Regions from separate parts of the Homo sapiens genome. Here region 2 is linked to region 1. Evidence: chromatin loops called from intact Hi-C (ENCODE). Cell type or tissue: endothelial cell of umbilical vein. All regions are shown on one strand. Each heading gives the region's core, and the rest is flanking DNA. Links, peaks and the distances in the headings are about the cores only.

What was found. A loop is a pair of places that touch in the nucleus more often than their neighbours do. Peaks named below come from ENCODE experiments on the same cell type or tissue, not always from the same donor. Only the 100,000 strongest peaks of a DNase experiment are listed, where the experiment ranks them.
Region 2: it touches region 1 in a loop (4-fold over the local background); 9 of 110 quality-filtered maps call a loop at or near these places.

Annotation. Positions count from the first base shown.
Region 1 is chr5:140,544,784-140,550,678 of GRCh38, forward strand. It overlaps ANKHD1-EIF4EBP3 (ANKHD1-EIF4EBP3 readthrough), which reads left to right. Exons shown (of 36, transcript NM_020690.6): 35 at 4,123-4,293; 36 at 4,451-4,793. The coding sequence ends at 4,454. EIF4EBP3 (eukaryotic translation initiation factor 4E binding protein 3) reads left to right here and starts at 2,879. Exons shown (of 3, transcript NM_003732.3): 1 at 2,879-3,057; 2 at 4,123-4,293; 3 at 4,451-4,793. The coding sequence starts at 2,955. The coding sequence ends at 4,479. SRA1 (steroid receptor RNA activator 1) reads right to left here. Exons shown (of 5, transcript NM_001035235.4): 5 at 5,285-5,895. RefSeq lists enhancers at 1,826-2,534, 2,535-3,241, 3,002-3,091, 3,242-3,949. In endothelial cell of umbilical vein, for the core only: a CTCF peak has its summit at 2,907; DNase peaks (open chromatin) are centred at 2,838 and 4,728; H3K4me3 peaks cover 283 bases.
Region 2 is chr5:140,370,480-140,375,927 of GRCh38, forward strand. SLC4A9 (solute carrier family 4 member 9) reads left to right here. Exons shown (of 22, transcript NM_031467.3): 18 at 616-684; 19 at 972-1,145; 20 at 1,763-1,918; 21 at 2,266-2,364; 22 at 4,348-4,662. The coding sequence ends at 2,319. It overlaps ANKHD1-DT (ANKHD1 divergent transcript), which reads right to left. Exons shown (of 2, transcript NR_186045.1): 2 at 417-703. Among named protein-coding and RNA genes, the nearest start is that of SLC4A9, 13 kb to the left of the region's middle. In endothelial cell of umbilical vein, for the core only: a CTCF peak has its summit at 2,574 (motif pointing right); a DNase peak (open chromatin) is centred at 2,652.

The DNA of each region.
Region 1 (5,895 bases), core at 896-5,895:
GTATCTGAATCTCATCCACTTCTCTCCATCCTCACAGCCATCGCCCGTTTGCCCACCTGGTTTCACTAGACTGGACTCTACCCTCAAATCTCACCATCCTCCACCCTATTCTCCCATTCCCCCTGTCAGACACTTCCTCACGTTGCATAAAAGGTTAGTTATCATAAATGATTCACTACAATCTGTTCCCAAGCTTTACCCTCCAGCACTGCTAAGACACTTCATTTTGGCATGCACCATTTTGTAAGATACTCAAAATCCTTTTCGGGACAATAAAATATACATACCCTTGATACCTGAAGTGTGTTTCTGAGGCCCTGAAGCGTTTGCATTACTGTATTAAAAACTCACAGTTGCAGTCAGGCCCGGTGGCTCATGCCTGTAACTCCAGCACTTTGGGAGGCCAAGCCAGGCAGATCACTGGAGATCAGGAGTTCGAGACCAGCTTGGCCAAGATAGTGAAACCTGATGTCTGCTAAAAATACAAAAAATTAGCCCGGTGCGGTGGTGGGTTCCTGTAATTCCAGCTACTCAGGAGGCTGAGGCAGGAGAATCGCTTGAACCCAGGAGGCAGAGGTTGCAGTGAGCTGAGATCATGCCACTGAACTCTAGCCTGGGTGACAGAGCAAGACTCCATCTTAAAAAAAAAAAAAAACCAGCCAGGTGTGGTGGCTTATGCCTGTAATCGTAGCACTTTGGGAGGCCGAGGCAGGCTGATCACCTGAGGTCGGGAGTTCAAGACCAGCCTGACCAACATGGAGAAACTCTGTTTCTACTAAAATTACAAAATTAGCTGGGTGTGGTGGTACATGCCTGTAATCCCAACTACTCAGGAGGCTGAGGCAGGAGAATCGCTTAAACCCGGGAATCGGAGGTTGCGGTGAGCCAAGATCATGCCATTTGGGCGGCAAGAGCGAAACTCCATCTCAAAAAAAAAAAAAAAAAATCCACAACTGGCTGGGCACGGTGGCTCATGCCTGTAATTCTTGTTTCGGAGGATGCCTGTTTGGGAGGATCGCTTGGGCCCACAAGTTTGAGACCAGCCTGGGCAACATAGTGAGACCCCGCCTTTACAAAAAATTTAAAAATTAGCCAGGTACAGTGGCATGCACCTGTGGTCCCAGCTATTGAGGACACTGAAGTGGGAGGGTCACCTGAGCCCAGGAGGTTGAGGCTGCAGTGAGCCATGATTGTACCACTACACTCCAGCTTGGGTGACAGTGAGACCCTGTGTCAAAAAAAAAAAAAAATCCAAAATCTCACCCAGACCAATACTGTATCAGAATTATCATTTTAACAATATCTCCAGATGATTTATATGCACATTAAAGTTTGAGAAGCTGGCCAGGTGTGGTGGCTCACACCAGCACTTTGGGAGGCCGAGGCAGATAGGTTACTTGAGCTCAGGAATTCGAGACCAGCCTGGGCAACATGGTGAAACCTTGTCTCTATAAAAAATCCAAAAATTAGCCCGGTGTGGTGGTGGGCACCTGTGGTCCCAGCTACTCAGGAGGCTGAGGTGGGAGGATGGCCTGAACCCAGGAGGCAGAGTTTGCATTGAGCTGAGATTACACCACTGCATTCCAGCCTAGGCAGCAGAGCAAAACCCTATCTCAGAAAATAAATAGTTTGAGAAGCAATCTTTTTTTAAATGAGTGAAGAAATCAGACCTAAGGAGAAATCTGATGAAGCCAGAGCTGAGTTAATATTGATAAATGGATGCAGTCAGGTGGTCTATACTTAATTTTTGGTGAGGGGAAGGGACAGTGGAGGCAGTATTGATTTTGAGGAAGCCAAACAGGACAGCCTGATGAATTCAAGATTTCCAGCATATATACATCTTCACCAATCCCACCACCTTGCTCCAGCCTGTCATATCACTGTGTCTACATAAAAAAAAAAAACAAAAAAAAAACTCCAAGGCCAAACTCTCTGACCTTTCTTTCCTTCTAAAGACCAAGCCCTCCTCACTAGCCCCCTGCCCCTCCTTAGTTAACTGGCAAAGAGATCAAAGGGCAGGCCTTCTGACTGGTGATGCCTCAGCTGTAGCCCCCAAACTTGACTCATCCTTTTATTAGTCCAGGTACCACTTCTTCAGAAAGATGACCAGCCCTCACTGACCTTCCCCTTCCTGCTGTGCTCCAGGCCATCAAGGCATGTGTCACCCAGGCTGGAGTGCAGTGGTGCAATCTCCGCTCACTGCAACCTCCGCCTCCTGGGTTCAACCTATCCTTCCACCTCAGCTTCCCGAGTAGCTGGGTCTACAGGCGCATGCTGCCGCACCCGGCTAATTTTTGTATTTTTAGTAGAGTCTAGGTTTCACCATGTTGCCCAGGCTGGTCTCAGACTCCTGGGCTCAAGCTATCCACCCGCCTTAGCCTCCCAAAGTGCTGGGATTACAGGCCGTGAGCCACCGCACCCGGCCTTGTACTGTTACTGTTTATGGGAGGCAGTACACAGCTGGGCTTAAGGGCACAGTCCTGGAATCAGATGCAGTCAGATTTGAATCCCAGCTTCCCTTCCTGCAAGATGTGTGACTTTGGCTAATCATAGTGCTTTACTATCCAAAAGTTGGCAAGGAATGGGTGAACTAATACAGGATAAAAACGCTTGCCCTACTTCACCTGCCCCCAGCTCCCGGCTATAAACAGTAAATAGCTGAGCTGCTGCAGCACTCAGGCAGGTTGGCCAGCGCTGGGCCAGCAGGAACTGGAAGCTGGTGTGGGGCCTGGGACTTTGGACGCATTTCCAGCTTTCTCTGAACCGGGCTGGCTTCCTAGCAGATAGGGCGGGACCGTCGGGTTGAGTGACGGCCGGTGGCCCGCCCTGGGCGTGACGTTGTTCTAGTGTTGTTGCCAGCAGCTGCACGTGGTCGGCTGAGTCCGCCTCAGACTCAGAGCTGCGCTCCTCGACCTCAACGCCAGGCGGTTACTTTGCTGCTCCTCCCGCTCGCTATGTCAACGTCCACTAGCTGCCCGATTCCCGGGGGCCGGGACCAGCTGCCCGACTGCTACAGCACCACGCCGGGGGGCACGCTATACGCCACTACCCCCGGAGGTCAGCGGGCCGGGCAGGGGTCCGCAGGCTGCGGACATATTAGCGCGTGCGTGTTGTTGCGGGGCGGGGGTAGGGGAGGGACAGACCTAAGACTTGTCCGCAGGCCCCTCTACAGGTTGTAGCTTTGGGGGAGAATGTTTGGAGCGGAAGCTCAGTTCCCAAAAACTTCTAAGTGATGCAACAAGGCCATGAGCCTAGCTTCCGGGTGTTTGGGCTGTAATCCTTCACTGTGGCCTGGGTTCTTGGAGCCTTACACACGCTCCTTACCCCTCGCGACTTTGCTTCCTAGGAATAGGGGCCAGGGCCCCCTACTGAGCGTGACCTCAGCCGGAAGCACCGGGTCTTGAGAAGTGGAGTAGTTAGAACAGTTGGGGCAGTTGCTCCGTTTTTGTGCTGCTGGCTGGCGTCTGTTTGGTTGGGCGAGCAGCCTGGGATCACGAGCTGCTGGGCTCCCGACCCAGGGATTCCTGCCACGCGGAAGCGGAGGGGAGGAACAGGGCAGGACCCTTTGAGGACATTATGCGGGCCAAGTTCCTCTGAGCTAGTGTGAACCTTATAGGACCTGGGAGGGGTCAGGATTAGAACAGTACGTTTCTCCTCCCTGCAGGAGATAGCCCAGGTAACAGCACTGGGTGGAACCCTTCACAACTGCTATTTCACTTCTTGAACCACCTGAGGCTGTTAGTCTAGGTCTCACCTTCACTGGTGAGACCAAAGCAGAGGTTTCAGAGTGGTAGAGGAGCAGCATGAAGTACCTGAACTCAAAGTTTGGTGTTCCTCTTAGAGCCAAGATCTGAAGCTCTCCCAAACATAAAGCCCCTGCCTATACCAGCTGGGATGCCCCCCTTGCTTTATACCCACATCTTGGTTAGGTCTGGAAGATTTTAAGCACTATGAAGGCTTGTCTGCTGAGAACCTAGCTGGGCTTCAGAGCCGATGTCCTTTGATACACAGGGAAATTTGACACCACCCTCACCTCCAGGCCCCAAAAGGCCTGAGTCTGGGACCCCAGTCACCTCGGTACCCAAGCTCCTGACTCTTACCTCAGTCCCAACCCCTTGACAGGCACCAGGATCATCTACGACCGAAAGTTCCTGCTGGAGTGCAAGAACTCACCCATTGCCCGGACACCCCCCTGCTGCCTCCCTCAGATTCCCGGGGTCACAACTCCTCCAACAGCCCCTCTCTCCAAGCTGGAGGAGCTGAAGGAGCAGGAGACAGAGGAAGAGATACCCGGTAAGGAAAGCAGGAATTAAGAATTGTCCCAGCCTTTGAGTTCAAATGCCACTGTGACACAGTGCGGGGGTTCAGTTCCAAGAGGGGTTTCTGCACTGATGCTGAGCCTGCAGATCCTCAGACCAGCAACCTGTCTTCCTGCCTTTTCTCTCTCCAGATGACGCACAATTTGAAATGGACATCTAATCCAGTGCAGATGACCTGGCATGTGGAGTTACAGAGGGATCCCTCATGCCACTGCTGCCACCACCTCTTCCTGGGGCATCCAAAGGCCAGCTGGCCTCATCTAATCTGGAAGGGAGTGACTTGTTAGTTCCAGGCCTCCTTTAGTTCTGAGGCAGCTAGACCAGGGATAGGAGTGGGCAACTTGCCAAGCCCTTAACTCTACTTCCTCTTCAGTCTGTGGTACTCCTCCTAACCCTAAACCCTCTATGCTCAGGGGCTGGAACTGGGGAATGGAGTAAGTCACCTTCTGACTGCTTAGTAAACATTCAAAGAAATGCCTTGGCTCCAGTGTTCTCCTCAATGCTGATTTTCTCATCTCAGCCACACAGCTGAAGGCCCTGGCAGGCCTGGTTAAGCTCAGAGGCCTCAGATCATTCCCAGCTCCCACCAGGCCCACTTCCAGCAGCAATTAGAACCTGAGGCACGCTACAGTGGCAGGTTACATGAGCCTCCAAACCATAAACAGCAATAGCTTGGCCACTGCCAAGGGCTGTTCCTGTCTTCCCAGGAAGCAGCCTTCCTGGAACCAGGGCCCCCCAGCAGCCCCTCCCCTATCCATTCCAAAGCAGGACTCTTGGAAAAGAGGTGCTGTCCCAGCCTATAGCCATCCTGTCTCTCCCTGTGCCTTTTCTGCTTCCCACCTCTAAGCACCAGTTCCTCTATTCCAACACCAAAAACCTTGTACCCTTCTCACAGCATGATAGTCCACCAAGTACCTCTCTCAAAGGGTTACAAGAGACCTTAGAGTTCACACTGAAACCCAAAATGAGGCAGCAGTTTGTTTGGCAAGTCAGAGTTACAATCCCCAATCTCAGTAATCTGGTCTTTTTCTCCTTCGATTTACACAGAAAACCCCACTCAATGTGGTTCTAATCTCTGTAACAGTAGTATCTCAAGGGTGATACAGTGCAAATAGGACTGTCTTTCCTTTTGTTGAGGGAAAAGTCTCCCCGTTCTATTTGAGTCTGTTCTCATGCTGAAATGAAACCATCCAAACACAGCTGCTCCGCCCAGCACAGGATGTGCTTTCAGTCTACTTTGGGAAAAAGTGGTAGGCAGTAGTCTGACTTTACCCAGCAGATCCCTTCCTGATGAATGGAGAAGGGAGAACAGAGGTTTGCAGATACACAGGGAGCAGGGCAGTCGAGGACACCAGAGGGGACTAGCTTGGCACCGGAAGGGTTCATCTCTCCTACCCAAGGCCCACCGCAGAGATGTTTTTATTGAAATGCATGTTATGAGTAACACATGAACTCCCTCTGGCCCAGGTGGGACTTCTTCCCTCATAGGTGGGTCAGGCCCAGTGGGACAGTCTTGGTGGTGGTAAGAAGGGAGCCAAGTGACAGAAGGTCTCCAAGGCATAGGAGATGGTGTCCG
Region 2 (5,448 bases), core at 1-5,000, 180 kb before region 1:
AAAACAAAAAAACAAATTAAAACAAGAGAATAGGATAACTTTAGATAGTGATAACTTCTGTGAAAAATAAAAGAAGATAAGATGATTAAGAGTGCCAGGGGCTACTTTAGATGGGGCCTGAAGTTAAAAAGTCAATGAAGACCTTTCAGGGTGTCATGAGAGGAGGCATGAGTAATAAGAATAAACTGGTCATGAGAAAGTCTGGGGGAAGAGCATTTTAGGTGGAGGGAATAGCAAAGCAAAAGGCTTTGCAAGGGGTAGGAACAAACTTGGGCATGTTGAGGGAAGGAAAGGCGGTTAGTATAGTGGGAGCATAAAGAACAGAAGGAAATGTGATAGATAAGATTGGAATGGTAGGCCAGGTAATGGACAAAGTTACTTAGTCCCTCTGAAATTCAATTTCCCAATCTGTAAAATGAAGGCAATAATAACATTTACTTCATCTAATTGATTTGAGGATTCAATAAGATCGGCATGAAACATGTGAAAGGAAAGGCAAGGCCTGGGCAGACCTGGATGCTAGATGCTAGAGGGATCTAGGGCATCTGGGCATCCTGGGGCATCTGGGAGGTTGGCAGAGGTAAACTTTGATAACTCTCTGCTTCTTTCTACCAGTTCATTCCAATGCCTGTGCTCTATGGCATCTTCCTGTATATGGGGGTGGCAGCGCTCAGCAGCATTCAGGTGAGCCCATTAAAATCACCTAACAAAAGAAAAAAGAAGAATAAAAAGACAAACAAAAAAGAACAAAATTACCTAGCAACCCTACTCCTTTTTTCTTTTCTGCTGGCATCTCCTGCTTACACTTGCCAATTTCCCTCTTACTCTCTTTTTCCTGTCTCTCCTGGACTCAGGGACTCGGCTGCCATGCTCTCTGCCTGCTCCCAGTGCTGGGCTATGATAGCTATCAGTGACACCCTCCTATCAGGCTACCTGAGTGCCCTGCTTTCCTCTTCCTCTTGTTCCCCTAGTTCACTAATAGGGTGAAGCTGTTGTTGATGCCAGCAAAACACCAGCCAGACCTGCTACTCTTGCGGCATGTGCCTCTGACCAGGGTCCACCTCTTCACAGCCATCCAGCTTGCCTGTCTGGGGCTGCTTTGGATAATCAAGTCTACCCCTGCAGCCATCATCTTCCCCCTCATGGTAAGCTGAGGCAGGGTTGGGCTGTGTCCTGGAGGGTCTTGGGAGACTCTGAGCCTGGAAGGGTGGCCAAGGCCTCCACGAGAGGAAGAATCTCCCCTCTCACTCGCTGTGGCTCTCCCTGGTTGGGAATCCTAAGACAAAGAAAAAGATGGCAGGATGATACCTATGTATGGGCTAGTCCTGGGATACCTGATTCACCTCTTTTCCCAACCTCTTTGGAGTGATCAGCCACAGGTAAGAATATAAAACCCAGAAGAAATCTGAGGTCTTGGTAGAGGAAATGGTGACACTTTTATTACTCAGTGAGGTGATAACATAGGTGGCTTCTGGCCTTGTTCTTATTGAGGAAGTTAAGAGTCACAGGCTTTGCAGTAGAATCAATCTGCTTATATATCCCAGATGTGTGACCTCTGGGAAGTAACTAATCACTTGGGGTCTCAGTTTCCTTCCCTGTACAATGGGAATAATTTATTCTATCTACCTCATAGGAATGTGCTAGCATTCAGTGAAACTGATATACAATGCCTAGCACATAGGAAGTGCTCAATAAGTGTTACTATTGTTAATGTTCCTACTACTGTTGCTGACAGGCCTGGGCCATGTTTCTATTCCTGCAGTTGCTGGGCCTTGTGGGGGTCCGAAAGGCCCTGGAGAGGGTCTTCTCACCACAGGAACTCCTCTGGCTGGATGAGCTGATGCCAGAGGAGGAGAGAAGCATCCCTGAGAAGGGGCTGGAGCCAGAACACTCATTCAGTGGAAGTGACAGTGAAGATGTGAGCTCCAGGCTGGGTCCTCTCAGGAGAATGTGTCAGGGTTTGGGAGAGCGTTCTTGTCCAGGAGCTGTCCCTAAATAATATCTCCAGTAAGCCCGCAGATCTGATCAACAGTCACTTCCCTTATCTGTGTATGGACATAGGCAGACTGAAGGGGTGAAGGAAATCTTTCTTCATAGGACAGGGGCCCTCGATGTGGGTGGAAAGGGCTGAGGCTTCAGCTCAAGTGGGCTGTCTTTCTCAACTCTGATCTTTGTTTTGTCTCACTGTGGGTTTACCTCTATGTTGTCTTTCACTATCTGTCTTTCTATCTATTCTCAATCCATCTTGGGATCTGTCTTCCACAGTCAGAGCTGATGTATCAGCCAAAGGCTCCAGAAATCAACATTTCTGTGAATTAGCTGGAGTAGGAGTCTGGGAGTGGAGACCCCAGGAAACAGCATGAGGTGAGGGTGTGAGGGAAGTGCTCCTGATGTTGAGGATGGGAGGTGCGGGTTCAGACCTTGGAACTCTCCAGTGTGTTGGCCAGCCCTGTTTTCTCCTTACTCCAGTCCCTTAGGAATCCTAGATTGGGGGTGCTGGGGTGTAGAAGGGTCTCTTCCTAGCGAAGAGTAACTGGCAAGGGTGCCTGGGCTTGGCTCCCTGTGGTTCTGAAGTTTGGTCAGTAGAGGGAGCTCAAACTCACACCAAATGAGAAGTGGAAATGGGTGTTGTGGGGGGCGGTGCCCTGGCAAAAGAATGGGAAAGAGTGGGAAGGAAGAGGAAGGGAGGAGAAAGCCTGGTGCTCCTTTCCCTTGCTTGGAAGGCTCCCCCCTTAGGCTGCTGAGAACCACACTCCAGACTTGTGGAGGAAATCTCTATCACTTGTCCTCTCTGCCATTCCTTCATTTTATTCATCCATATATCAAGCATTTTCTGAGTACCTATCATGCAGTATCTTGGTACTAGAGATACAGTAGTGAGTAAGACAGTCATGGTCCCTGACCTCAGGAAACTTAAATCCCAGTGGGAGAGTAGACAAATAAACAGACAATTGTTAGAGTGGGATAGTGCTGATAAGGGAATAACAGGGGCCATGGGAGCAGGGCTTCTGACCTCTTCTTGGAGAATAGTAAGGTGGAGTGGTGAGAGTTGGTGAAGGTGGGGTGGTGGTGGTTGGGTGGTGGGTGTTCCATTTCTAAGAGGAAATGGTCCATAATTTGAAATCCAAATAATGAATAGAAGCTAGCCAGGTAGCTGGGCACAGCAGCACACAATTGTAGTGCCAGCTACTAGGGAGGCTGAGGCAAGAGGATTCTTTGAGCCCAGGACTTCAAGCTGTAGTGTGCAATAATCACGACTGTGAATAGCCAGTGCACTCCAGCCTGGGCAACATAGTGAGATCCTGTCTCTAAAAAAATTTTTTTTAAAAGGAGCAAGCCAGGACAAGATGGAGGGAAAATATTCTAAGGAAGGCCACAGCATGTACAAAAGCCTACAACTGGTTGCCTTTAAAAAGCTGAGCTCTCTTTTGGGGCTGGGTACAGTGGTTTACACCTGTAATCCCAGCACTTTGGGAGGCAGAGGTGGGTGGATCACTTGAGTTCAGGAGTTTGAGACCAGCCTGGCCAACATAGTGAAACTCTGTCTCTACTAAAAAATAATAAAATTAGCCGGGTGTGGTGGTGCATGCCTGTAAGAGGCTGAGGCAGGAGAATCACTTGAACCTGGGAGGTGGAGGTTCGGAAGTTGCAGTGAGCCGAGATTGTGCCACTGCACTCCAGCCTGGGCGACGGAGCGAGACTCCGTCTCAAAAAAAAAATCAAAAACAAAAATCTCTCTTTTAGGCCATAGAACACCCTCATCTTCATGCTTCTCCAAGCTCAAGAGCCTAAGAGCCAGGCCAGGCACGGTGGCTCACGCCTGTAATCCCAGCACTTTGGGAGGCCGAGGCGGGTGGATTACTTGAGGTCAGGAGTTTGAGATCAGCCTGGCCAACATGGTGAAACCCTGTCTCTACTAAAAATACAAAAATTAGCTGGGTGTGGTGGCAGACACCTGTAATCCCAGCTACTGGAGAGGAGAATTGCCTGAACCCGGGAGGCGGAGGTTGCAGTGAGCCGAGATTGCACCATTGCACTCCAGCCTGGGCGACAAGAGCAAAACTCCCTCTCAAAAAAAAAAAAAAAAAAAAAAAAAGCACCTAAGGGCCTCTGACACTTGCAATGGGAAATTTGGGGGACTGGAGACTGGAGAGAGAAAGGGGAATTCACTGGCTGGCCCCGAACAAGATCTTCTGGGCGCTCCTTATCTCTTATCACTCTTTTTGCTCTGTTCTTTGCAGTAGTATGTCCCCTGAGCACTTGCTTTGGCCTCACCATGTCTTCTATTAGTTCACAGGTGCTTACTCAGGAAGTCAGGACATTTTTGGCCTTTGGCTTAACTTCCAGATGCTCAGTCGGCTTGGGGAAGGACTGAAGGGCAGCTGCCAAGACCTCAGTTACCTCCTGACCTGAGGGTGGAGAGTGGCAGGAAGCAAGCATGTTTGCTGTGCACTTAGGAAAGGCTGGTGAGCCAGAGGGACTGATCAGGCCCCATTCACTCTCTACTCATTAAAAGGTCCTGAGCCACGAAGCGCTTCCCATTTTGAACTTTCTGTCCTCACAGATTCTGTTTGACAGAATCTAAGGGCCATCAGGGAACTCTTTTCATCTTGCAAAGAGAAAAAGCCAGTCTTTCCAGAATAAATATTCATCTGTTTGAAATAGTTTTTTACACATATAAAAATAATTTTTGGCTGGGTGTGGTGGCACATGCCTGTAGTCCTAGCACTTTGGGAGGCTGAGGTGGGTCCAGAGTAGCCTGAACAACAGAGTGAAACCTTGTTTCCACACACACACACACACACACACACACACACACACAAAAAAAAAAAAACCAAAAAAAAATTAGCTAGGTGTGGTGGTGCATGCCTGTGGTCCCAGCTACTCAGGAAGCTGAGGCAGGAGGATCGATTGCTTGAGCCTGGAGGATCACTTGAGTCTGAGAGGTCGAGGCTACAGTGAGCCATGATCATGCCACTGCACTCCAGACACAGGAACAGAGCGAGAACCTGTCTCAAATTTTTTTTTAAAAAAAGAAGCAAAAAAAGCCGGGTGTAGTGGCTCACGCCTGTAATCCCAGCACTTTGGGAGGCCGAGGTGGTTGGATCATGAGATCAGGAGTTCGAGACCAGCCTGACCAACACGGTGAAACCCCATCTCTACTAAAAATACAAAAATTAGCCAGGCGTGGTGGCACGCACTTGTAATCCCAGCTACTGAGGAGGCTGAGGCAGAAGAATCACTTGAACCAGGGAGGCGGAGGTTGCAGTGAGCCAAGATTGTGCCATTGCATTCCAGCCTGGGCAGCAGAGTGAGACTTTGTCTCAAAAAAAAAAAAAAAAAAAAAAAAAAAAAAAAAAGAAGAAGCAAGAAAAAAAATCTTGGGCTGGGCATGGTGGCTCACGCCTGTAATCCTAGCACTGTGGGAGGCCGAGGTGGGTGGATCAC